2 separate regions of the Homo sapiens genome follow, and region 2 is linked to region 1. Evidence: read pairs that join two places in POLR2A ChIA-PET (ENCODE). Cell type or tissue: Panc1. All regions are shown on one strand.

Region 1 (5,000 bases):
ATTATGGAAATATTAACCCCCCAAATAATATATATTTATATTAATATAGATAAAATCAACTTTAAGCTTTTTAAATATTAGTAAGTCACTAAATAATGATAAAAATATTAAATTCACTAGGAAGAGATCACTTGAATCTTGCCCAAACTAGTAACATAGCATCAAATATACAAATCAAATTTGGTAGAATTACAAGGAATAACTGACCAATCCACAAACATAGTGGGAGTTTCTCTGTGAAACTGATATAGCAAGCAGACAAAAAATCAATACAGATATAGAAGATTTGACAACACAATTAACAGCACGGCTTGATTAATGGACACATACAGAGCCCTAAAACCAAAAGAAGGATCAAAAACCATATGTATGAAATTCATTGTAGAACATAAGTGAAACATGCAAATATGAGTAAAACTGACCTCATAATAGAGGGCAAGAAACAAGTCTCAACATATTTCAAAGAATCTGTATATACACAGACCATATTCTATAACTAAATGCAATTAGCTGAAAAATAAATGATAGAAAGATAAACTTTTAAAAACATTTATCTTAATACAAAAAATTAGCCGGGCGCGGTGGCGGGCGCCTGTAGTCCCAGCTACTCGGGAGGCTGAGGCAGGAGAATGGCGTGAACCCGGGAAGCGGAGCTTGCAATGAGCCGAGATTGCGCCACTGCAGTCCGCAGTCCGGCCTGGGCGACAGAGCGAGACTCCGTCTCAAAAAAAAAAAAAAAAAAAAAAAACATTTATCTTAAAATTAAAAGCATATCTCTAGGTTATTCATATGTTAACATAAAATAATAATGCAACTGTAATGAAATCATTATGAACTTTAATGATAATATTACATGTCAAAACTTACAGAATGTGGATAGTGGTACTTAGAGGGATTTTGTAGCCTCAGGTCTCATCGAAGCTTTCCTTCATTTTTCCAATTACACAGTTCATTGATTTACATATTCATTCAATAAATGTTTAATCTGGCATTGTGGAAGTCATATGGTTGGAGGCTGTAGTAGTCGCTAATAGCTCCAAAATGGAAATCCTGAGCTAACCTAGTCCATTTTCCAATTGTTGATTTACAAGAGCTGTCCAGGGCAGCTCATAGATTCTCTTGCAATGGAGACATCACAGGCTATACATTTCCCATTGCCAATAGTCAAAGGCATTGACAATAGTCTCATGCTCAAAGGGACAACAGATATAGGAATTCTTCAACCCAAAATGTGATACACAGCATTCCTGGATATTTTCTTATCTACTTGACTTTCCACCTCAAATACTCTCTCTCTCTCTCTCTCGGAGAGGAATCTTACTATATTGCCCAGGCAGAAGTGTAGTAGCTATTCATAGCCGCAATCCCACCACTCATCACCACAGGAGTTTTCACCTGCTCTGTTTCTTACCTTAACTGGTTCACCCCTCCTTAGGCAACATGCTGGTGCCCTGCTCCCAGGAAGTCACCATGTTTGATGCTTGACTCAATGTGGACACTTGATCTGCATAACGCACTACAGCCCAGACCTCCTGGACTCCCGCGATTTTCCTGCCTCAGCCTCATGAGTAGCTGGGACTACAGGGGCCACCACCATGCCTGGCCCATTCTCTCTTTTGATGGGAAAGGTTTTCTCTTCATTGGAAAGTGGAAAGTCTCATAGGACTAAAAGGATATATATATGTCTTCACATCTAGCAGCTATTTCAATGATAGCATAAGAGACACAAGAGGAAACAAAACATCTTCGGTTTCCCTGGAGCAAATTTCAAATGGACATGTAAGGACAACAGCCACCAAAGTTTCCTCAGATTTGCAGTGACAGAATGATAGGATACAATTAGCAATGGTGATGAGGTTGCTTCTAAAGAGCTAAGCAGAGCATATTTGCTTTTCCTGTTGATGTGTCATTATTTTAAAAAAATTTATCAACCTCTACGACAGAATCACCATAGGCTCACTCTTTAGTCCATTTCCTTTTATCTTTTGGGGTTGTCCCAGGTTACTAGTTACTTGTCAAGTAAATCACGTTCTGTATTTCTCACCATCAGTTGTCTAAGTCCCATGTTGGAAAGGATCTCCCTAATTTTATTTTCTGGATATCAAAGGCTGTCACTCATCTCTCAATGGCAGCGACAAGTTTTGAGGATATATAGTAGTAGCTAGATTTTAAGGCAAAAACCTTTATCCAAGCATGTGTTTGTTTTGCAACATAATACTTGCTGTACTTTATTTATTAGATTTCTTCATTATGTAAGACATTTTAATTACAAAGCTATCATAGATTACATTAGCTATGGCTCTTCTTCTTACGGTTAAAAATAACGTGCATGACGCAGCTGGCTTTATAGAAGCTGTATCTGGGCAGATAACTGTGAGTGTGTCACTGTCGATGCAAACTAGGAAAGATAAATACTGCTGCTAATCATTGGAACCCGCTGTGTAGCTATTATAGTTTGTTCAAGTTAAAACAGTGGCGATGAGTCAGACTGTTTCTCCCTCCGGCTTTAGAAAACTCGTATATTTAACCAAGATAGATTTACACGTGAGGTTGTGCGTGACGAGGTTGCTACGAATGCCTCATCCAGGACTAAGTTCCAAGACAGGGCACTGGAAAGCACGAGATACAAGCAAAAGTAGGTTGCACAAGTTCTCTTCCTCAAGAGCCTCCTCTCTCCAAAGCTTTTCTGCTGTTTATTCCACATGTTGGTCTTTGTTTCCAGGGGAAATTGATTGATGACTGGCTTCAAACAACGTGCACAATTTATGGATATGGAAAATGCATGTACTATCTACACACGCTGGTTCTTTATAGATGGTCTTTAGGGCAAGTCTGAGATGCCTGGATAATGTACAAACCAGCATTAACAAATCTCTGCAGAGAAGACACTACCTATCTCTTCCTCTTGAGATTAGATAAAAAGCAACCTTTTAAATGCCTGCTTTAAAGACCATGACTGCACACTTTATATTTTCCCTTTGGTTGTCCCTAATAGTGAATGTCCTGAGCTAGTCTTTAATACAAACTTCAGATATAAAGCCCCAACCCTGGAAGAAACCAGTGGCACTATTCTTCAAAATAGCACTTATGGAATTTTTTTTTCCAGGCTACAAAAGTAATAACTGTTCATTGCAGAAATACTGTTAAAAACAGAAAAGTAGGAAGAGAAAATAAAAGTCACCCATGATCTGCCCATTGAGAAATTACTCACCATACCCTCTCATTCTTTTTTCCTGGGAATTCATAGTTTCATAAGATTAGATCATATATATATATATATATATATATGATATATACATATATCGTGTGTGTGTGTTTGTGTATAATATGACCTGCAGGTGTTCATTTAGTATATCATAACCATTTTCTCTCATATTACAACATATTACCCTGAAATAGACTTTTTGATAGCTATATGGTATTACATTCTATGAATGTACCATAATTTTCTAAACCAGCCCCCTATTGTTGAACATATAGATTGTTTTCAATATTTACTATTATAAATCCTAAGATCATGCACATCCTTGTACATAAGAACCATCTTTGCATTCTTGGCTACGTGTATCAATTATTTAATATACCATTGAATTAAATTTGTCAGCACTATATTTTATTTATAATTTTTTCATCTATTAGTGGGCTTTTTCTAAAACCTGTAAGAAATGCATGCAAGCAAAAATCACTGTGTCCCATGTTAAAGAGAGGGCCAGGTGTGGTGGTTCACACCTGTAATCCCAGCACTTTGGGAGGCCGAGGTGGGTGGATCACTTGAGGCCAGGAGTTCAAGACAAGCCTGGCCAACATGGTGAAACACCGCCTCTACTAACAATACAAAAATTAGCCAGGTGCAGTGGTGGGCACCTGTAATCCCAGCTACTCAGGGGACTGAGGCAGGAGAATCAGTTGAACCCAGGAGGCAGAGGCTGCAGTGAACTGAGATCGCACCACTGCACACTCCAGCCTGGGTGACCGAGTGAGACTTGGTCTAAAACAAACAAACAAACAAAACAAGAGAGAGAATTGTCTTGGGAAAGGCAATCAGAATCAGCAGCAGCTGATGCTATATGGGAACAGCCTTGGTACCACGGCTATTTAATACTGGGTTTGCTACAGGTCCTCTGAAGAATGCAAAACCAAAGTTATTCAATTGGCGTTGGAATTAGAGCAACTGTTCTATTATTGTGTGCAAACTTCTGCTATAAATAACCTGACAGTATCCATCTGCATGGGATGCAAAAAAACAAGAAACATGCAAAGTAAAGACCAAAATAGACCTGGGGTTCATCTGGTATACCCTTTCCATGGGGCCCCAAACAGATGGTGCAAATTCCCAAGATATACCTGCCTAATGGCATTGTCCTATCTCAGAGCGGGGGAATGAGGGGATTCCTTTCAGCAAATGGCCTAGCCAGAAAGGAAAGGGAAGTGAGTCACTGAGATTCATCATTTTATTCAACAAATAATTATTTGGGCACTAGACATGTTCCAGGCACTGTTCTAGACCCTAGGAATACAACAGTAAGCAAGAAAGACAAATTCCCTGAACACAGTGAATGGCCCAGAAATGGCTACTATTTTCCAGCACTATTTTGTCTGTTTTTCCTTCCCTATCCCCATCTAGACTTTTTCTTTTCTCCCAATTGCATTACTCATGCCAAGTGGCCTGCCTTCTACTGACTTCTTTCCCTAGGCCATTTTGCAACAGACAGTCAAAGTTCAGGAACCTGCAAAGTCTTCAGTTTCATTCCTCACCCACTAGCTGCCCTGGAGGTCAGGAGCTATGAGCTTTTCACCTTTGGTGCCCAGTGTGATGCCCAGCATCCAGAAAGTGTTCAATAAACAATAAACTGAAGAAGGTTTTAGACTTTTAAAGAAAGGGACCCACCATCTCTGAAGAAGCTCTGCAGAAACTGGCATTGTCTCCTCTCCCTGATCTCTTCCCAGAAGGCTAGAAAATCTAATAAAAATCTCCTTAGGAGGTCTGGTGGAGAATATAA
Region 2 (5,000 bases), 1.2 Mb before region 1:
ATCATTTAGTAAGGTAATAGTATAATCCATAATCAAGCTCTAATCTGCTACACCTTGGAATAGGGGTTGGCATAGTATTCTATTTTTAGAAGGGCTCATTTGAAAGAGGTTCCAAAAATAATGCTTTTTTTTTTTTTTTTTCGAGACAGAGTCTTGCTCTGTCGCCCAGACTGGAGTGCAGTGGCACAATCTCAGCTCACTGCAACCTCTGCTTCCCGGGTTCAAGTCATTCTGCCTTAGCCTCCCAAGTAGCTGGGATTACAGGTGCCGGCCTCCACACCCGGCTAATTTTTTGTATTTTTAGTAGAGACGGGGTTTCACCATGTTGGCCAGGGTGGTCTCGAACCCCTGACCTTAGGTGATCCACCCGCCTTGGCCTCCCAAAGTGCTGAGATCACAGGCATGAGCCACCGCGCCTGGCCACAAGTAACTATGTTTAATGCCCACCACCAGTCTTTAGATTGATGGCTCTCTAGTTATTTTGGTTGTCTGAAGCATGTCCTTTGGTAGGTTCCTTAGGAAGTTCTTATTCTTCCATGGTGAGTATAATTTGTCAGAGTACTTTATATCTCAAAGTCACTTTTGCTGCATCCTTAGCTCCTTGGCTCACTCTTTAAGCATCTTAAATATGCTACTCCCATTTTTTTAAAAATAACTTAAAGCATTGCTAGTGAAAAGTATGATAATTAAATTTCTTTTAAAAGTCTTCGATTTTGGGTAGAGGCCCCCCAGTTTTTTCTCTTTTTTTTTTTTGAGATGGAGTCTCACTCTGTCGCCCAGGCTGGAGTGCAGTGGCACGATCTCAGCTCACTGCAATCTCCGCCTCCCAGGTTCACGCCATTCTCCTGCCTCAGCCTCCTGAGTAGCTGGGACTACAGGCACCCACCACCATGCCTGGCTAATTTTTTTGTATTTTTAGTAGAAGCGGAGTTTCACCATGTTAGCCAGGATGGTCTCGATCTCCTGACCTTGTGATCCGCCTGCTTCGGCCTCCCAAAGGGCTGGGATTACAGGCGTGAGCCACCGTGCCCAGCCTTTCTGTTTTTTTTGTTTGTTTGTTTTTAAGAGACGGAGTCTTGCTCTGTCGCCCAGGCTGGAGTGCAGTGGCATGATCTCGGCTCACTGAAAGCTCTGCCTCCTGGGTTCATGCCATTCTCCTGCCTCAGCCTCCCAAGTAGCTGGGACTACAGGTGCCCACCACCACGCCCGGCTAATTTTTTGTATTTTTAGTAGAGGCGGGGTTTCACCGTGTTAGCCAGGATGGTCTCGATCTCCTGACCTCATGATCCGCCCACGTTGGCCTCCCAAAGTGCTGGGATTACAGGCGTGAGCCACCGCGCCCAGCCTTCTGTTTCTTTAAAATCCAGTAATTTTGCTTGAATATGTCTTACTAGGGTTTTTTTCTGATTAAGTAGTGTTACGTAGGCAGTATATTCTTTTTTTAATTTTTGATACGGAGTTTCGCTCTTGTCGCCTAGACTGGAGCGCAATGGCGCAATCTCAGCCCACTGCAACCTCTGCCTCCCAGGTTCAAGCGATTCTCCTGCCCCAGCCTCCTGAGAGGCTGGGATTACAGGCGTGTGCCGCGATGCCCAACTAATTTTGTTATTTTTATTAGAGATGGGGTTTCACCATGTTGGCCAGGCTGGTAATCCCAGCACTTTGGGAGGCCAAGCTGGGCAGATCACTTGAGGTCAGGAGTTCCAGACCAGCCTGGTCAACGTGGCAAAACCCTGTCTCTACTAAAACTACAAAAATTAGCCGGGCTTGGTGGCGTGGGCCTGTAATCCCAGCTACTTGGGAGGCTGAGGCAGGAGAATCACTTGAACCCTGGAGGAGGAGTTTGCAGTGAGCCGAGATTGTGCCACTGCACTCCAGCCTGGGAGACAGAGCCAGAATCTGTCTCAAAAAAAAAAAAAAAAAATCTTTTGCAGGTAAAGTTTTCCTAAATTTCAGTTTTTAGCATTCTGTGTCCTTGCTCTGATTTTCTGTATCAGGGACTTCTTCACCTATGATCTTAAAAGCAGCTGCAGTTATAATTGCTAACCATCCATGTGATATAATCCTTAGTCCAGGCTGAGTTGGCAAATTGCTGCCTATGGTAAATCTGGCCAGTTTCCATTTTTGTATAGTCTGCAAGCTGAGAATGTTTTTTCTATTTTTATAGATTTGAAAAAATATTTTACTACGTGTAAAAATTATATGAAATTCAAAATAAACATAAATATCCACAAATCAAGTCGTATTGGAACATGATCATACTCATTTATCTTTAAATATTGTGTTTCTGCTTCAAAACATTTTTAATCTGTTTTTAAATAGAGATGGGGTCTCACTATGTTGCCCAGGCTGGCCTTAAACTCCTGGACTCAAAAGGATCCTATTGCCCCAGCCTCCCAAAGTGCTGAATTACAGGCATGAGCCACAGCCCCTGGCCCACTTGCTGCTTTTTACACTACAACTGCAGTGGTGCAGGTGCAGTTCACACTGAGGTGGTGCACTCATCACTTCACACTGCGGTGCACACTGCAAACTGCAGCGATACCACGCTCAAACATTTTGAGTGCCACACATTTTACCTGTGAAAAGACATCTTCAAAAATGAAATACAGGCCAGGCACTGTGGCTCATGCCTGTAATCCCACCACTTTGGGAGGCCAAGGCAGGTGGATCACTTGAGGTCAGAAGTTCAAGACCAGCCTGGCCAACATGGTGAAATCCCGTCTCTACTAAAAATACAAAAATTAGTCAGGCGTGATGGCATGCTCCTGTAATCCCAGCTACTTGGGAGGCTGAGGCAGGAGAATCGCTTGAACCTGGGAGGCAGAGGTTGCAGTGGGTGGAGGTTACAGTGAGCCAAGACTGCGCCACTGCACTCCAGCCTGGGCAACAGAGTGAGACTCCGTCTCAAAAAAAAAAAAAAAAGAAATACATAAAATCTCATTACAAGTCACTGTTCACAGATGAAAATTTGCAACTCATTTTTATAATGGGAATCACTAAGCTCTAATTTAATGAAATGTTATTCCCCATCCCAAAAGAAAAAAATTCCATTTTTTTCCTCATTAGTAGATCTGTATTACAGAAAAGTACTCAATTATTATCATGATAGTTTGAACTTCATTAATAATTTTGTGGAGATTTGTTTCCTCTTGTTATATGCCTACATCCCACTTTTGCTTCTTGGCCCACAAGGCCAAAACTATTTATCTGGCTTTTCACAGAGAAAAGTTTGCCAGTGCTACTGTAAATAAGGAAATAAAGCATCCAAATTCAACTGACAGGGTTTGGGCAAAACTTGCAGTGGAGAAAAAGGTTTTTTAAATTTATAAAAATATATATATATATATTTGAGACGGGAGTTTCATTCTTGTTGCCTAGGCTGGAGTGCAATGGCACAATCTCGGCTCACCGCAACTTCTGCCTCCCAGGTTCAAGTGATTCTCCTTTCTCAGCCTCCCCAGTAGCTGGGATTATAGGCATGTGCCACCATGCCTGGCTAATTTTGTATTTTTAGTGGAGACAGGGTTTCTCCATTGTTGGTCAGGCTGGTCTTGAACTCCTGACCTCAGATGACCCACCCACCTCGGCCTCCCAAAGTGCTGGGATTACAGGCTTGAGCCACCGCGCCCAGGCAAAAATATTTTTATATTTAAGTGTGTGAGTCCCTCTGGGCCAATTCAGCGTTCTATTTTGCACTGCTAAATGTGAGACTGATGTGTACATGCTTGTGCACTTCATGTATTCAGAGGAGGTTCTCCCATTCAGGGCACTGCTGTATTTAGAAAAGTGTTAATGGAACAAACTCCTCTGCCATTTGCCGTGTGTGTGTGTGTGTGTGTGTGTGTCAGTATTTAAACACAAGTGTTTCTACTCTGACGGCCACAGTTTTCACATGAGAGCGAGGATGCTGTCCAGTTGTTTGACAACTCAGAATTCTCAATCTCATACCTTGACTGTGGTTTCATCACACCTCCACCAACAGGAGTGTTTGATAAAACTCCAAAACAATTCAGGAGCCTGTTCACCAAGTAGTTTCTTGGGACTGTGTGGATGGATTCACAGTGCTTAATCCCTCTGGCAGTCAAGGACAAACTGCTATCTCTTTAACCTTTTGCTGCTTCTAGGCTTATTGGAGGGCTTTGGGTATTGGAGACCGCATGCCTCACTAAACAAGCCTTGCTGATAAAAAACAGTGTGTTCTGGGATGTAGCAGCCTTAGGATCATCTTGGTTTTTCATGAAGTGGTGGTAGAAACTCCTGGAAAACTTTATCTAGCACTCCACTGCGTGAAGCGTACTTGCACCTGTTGGGTCAATGGGGTCCTTACTTCACCTAAGTCTCCTAAATGATTGGGCCTGATTCACTGATGGCTCTGCAGAATGGAAAGCTGGTAGTATCCATTGTGTTGCTGTTGCAATCCAACCTCAGTGCTAGCCATGCAACTAAAGTGAATGAAGTCCCTGCTCAGTGGGCGGAACTCAGTTCTCATAGCCAATACTGCTTTTGATTAACCTTGCCCTATTTTAAAAATTATTATTTTTAGAGTTAGGGTCTTGTGCTGTTGCCCAGGTTGGAGTGCAGTGGTGTGATCACAGCTCACTGCAGTCTCAACCTCCTGGACTCAGGGATCCTCCTACCTCAATCTCCTGAGTAGCTGGGGCTACAGGTGTGTGTCCCCATGACCTGCTTTTTAAAATTTTTGTAGAGATGGGCATCTCGCTATGTTGCCCAGGCTGGTCTTGAACTCTTGTACTCAAGTGATTCTCCTGCCTCAGCCTCCCAAAGTTGAGATTACAGGTGTGAGCCACCACACTAGTTTTTGCTGACTTGGGCTGTTACTAATGGCCTAGACATCTGGTCTGCCAGTTGAAAGGCAGACTAAAGACATCTCTTTTAAGGCTATAAACTATGAAAATAAATTGTGGCTGCCAACCAGAACATCTGGGTCATTCATGTAGATGACTACAGTTAAGGGCTGATAACACCTGTGACTGATA

The links. ChIA-PET counts read pairs that join two places held together with the same protein. Peaks named below come from ENCODE experiments on the same cell type or tissue, not always from the same donor. Only the 100,000 strongest peaks of a DNase experiment are listed, where the experiment ranks them.
Region 2: POLR2A ChIA-PET joins it to region 1 with 5 read pairs; 2 of 35 experiments call an interaction of 5 or more read pairs at or near these places.

The regions. Positions count from the first base shown.
Region 1 is chr4:152,262,842-152,267,841 of GRCh38, forward strand. It overlaps the pseudogene RN7SL446P. Among named protein-coding and RNA genes, the nearest start is that of FBXW7-AS1, 72 kb to the right of the region's middle. In Panc1, no CTCF peak of the experiment used is centred here; a DNase peak (open chromatin) is centred at 2,530; H3K4me3 peaks cover 229 bases.
Region 2 is chr4:151,107,993-151,112,992 of GRCh38, forward strand. No RefSeq gene overlaps it. Among named protein-coding and RNA genes, the nearest start is that of SNORD73A, 6.7 kb to the left of the region's middle. In Panc1, no CTCF peak of the experiment used is centred here; no DNase peak of the experiment used is centred here.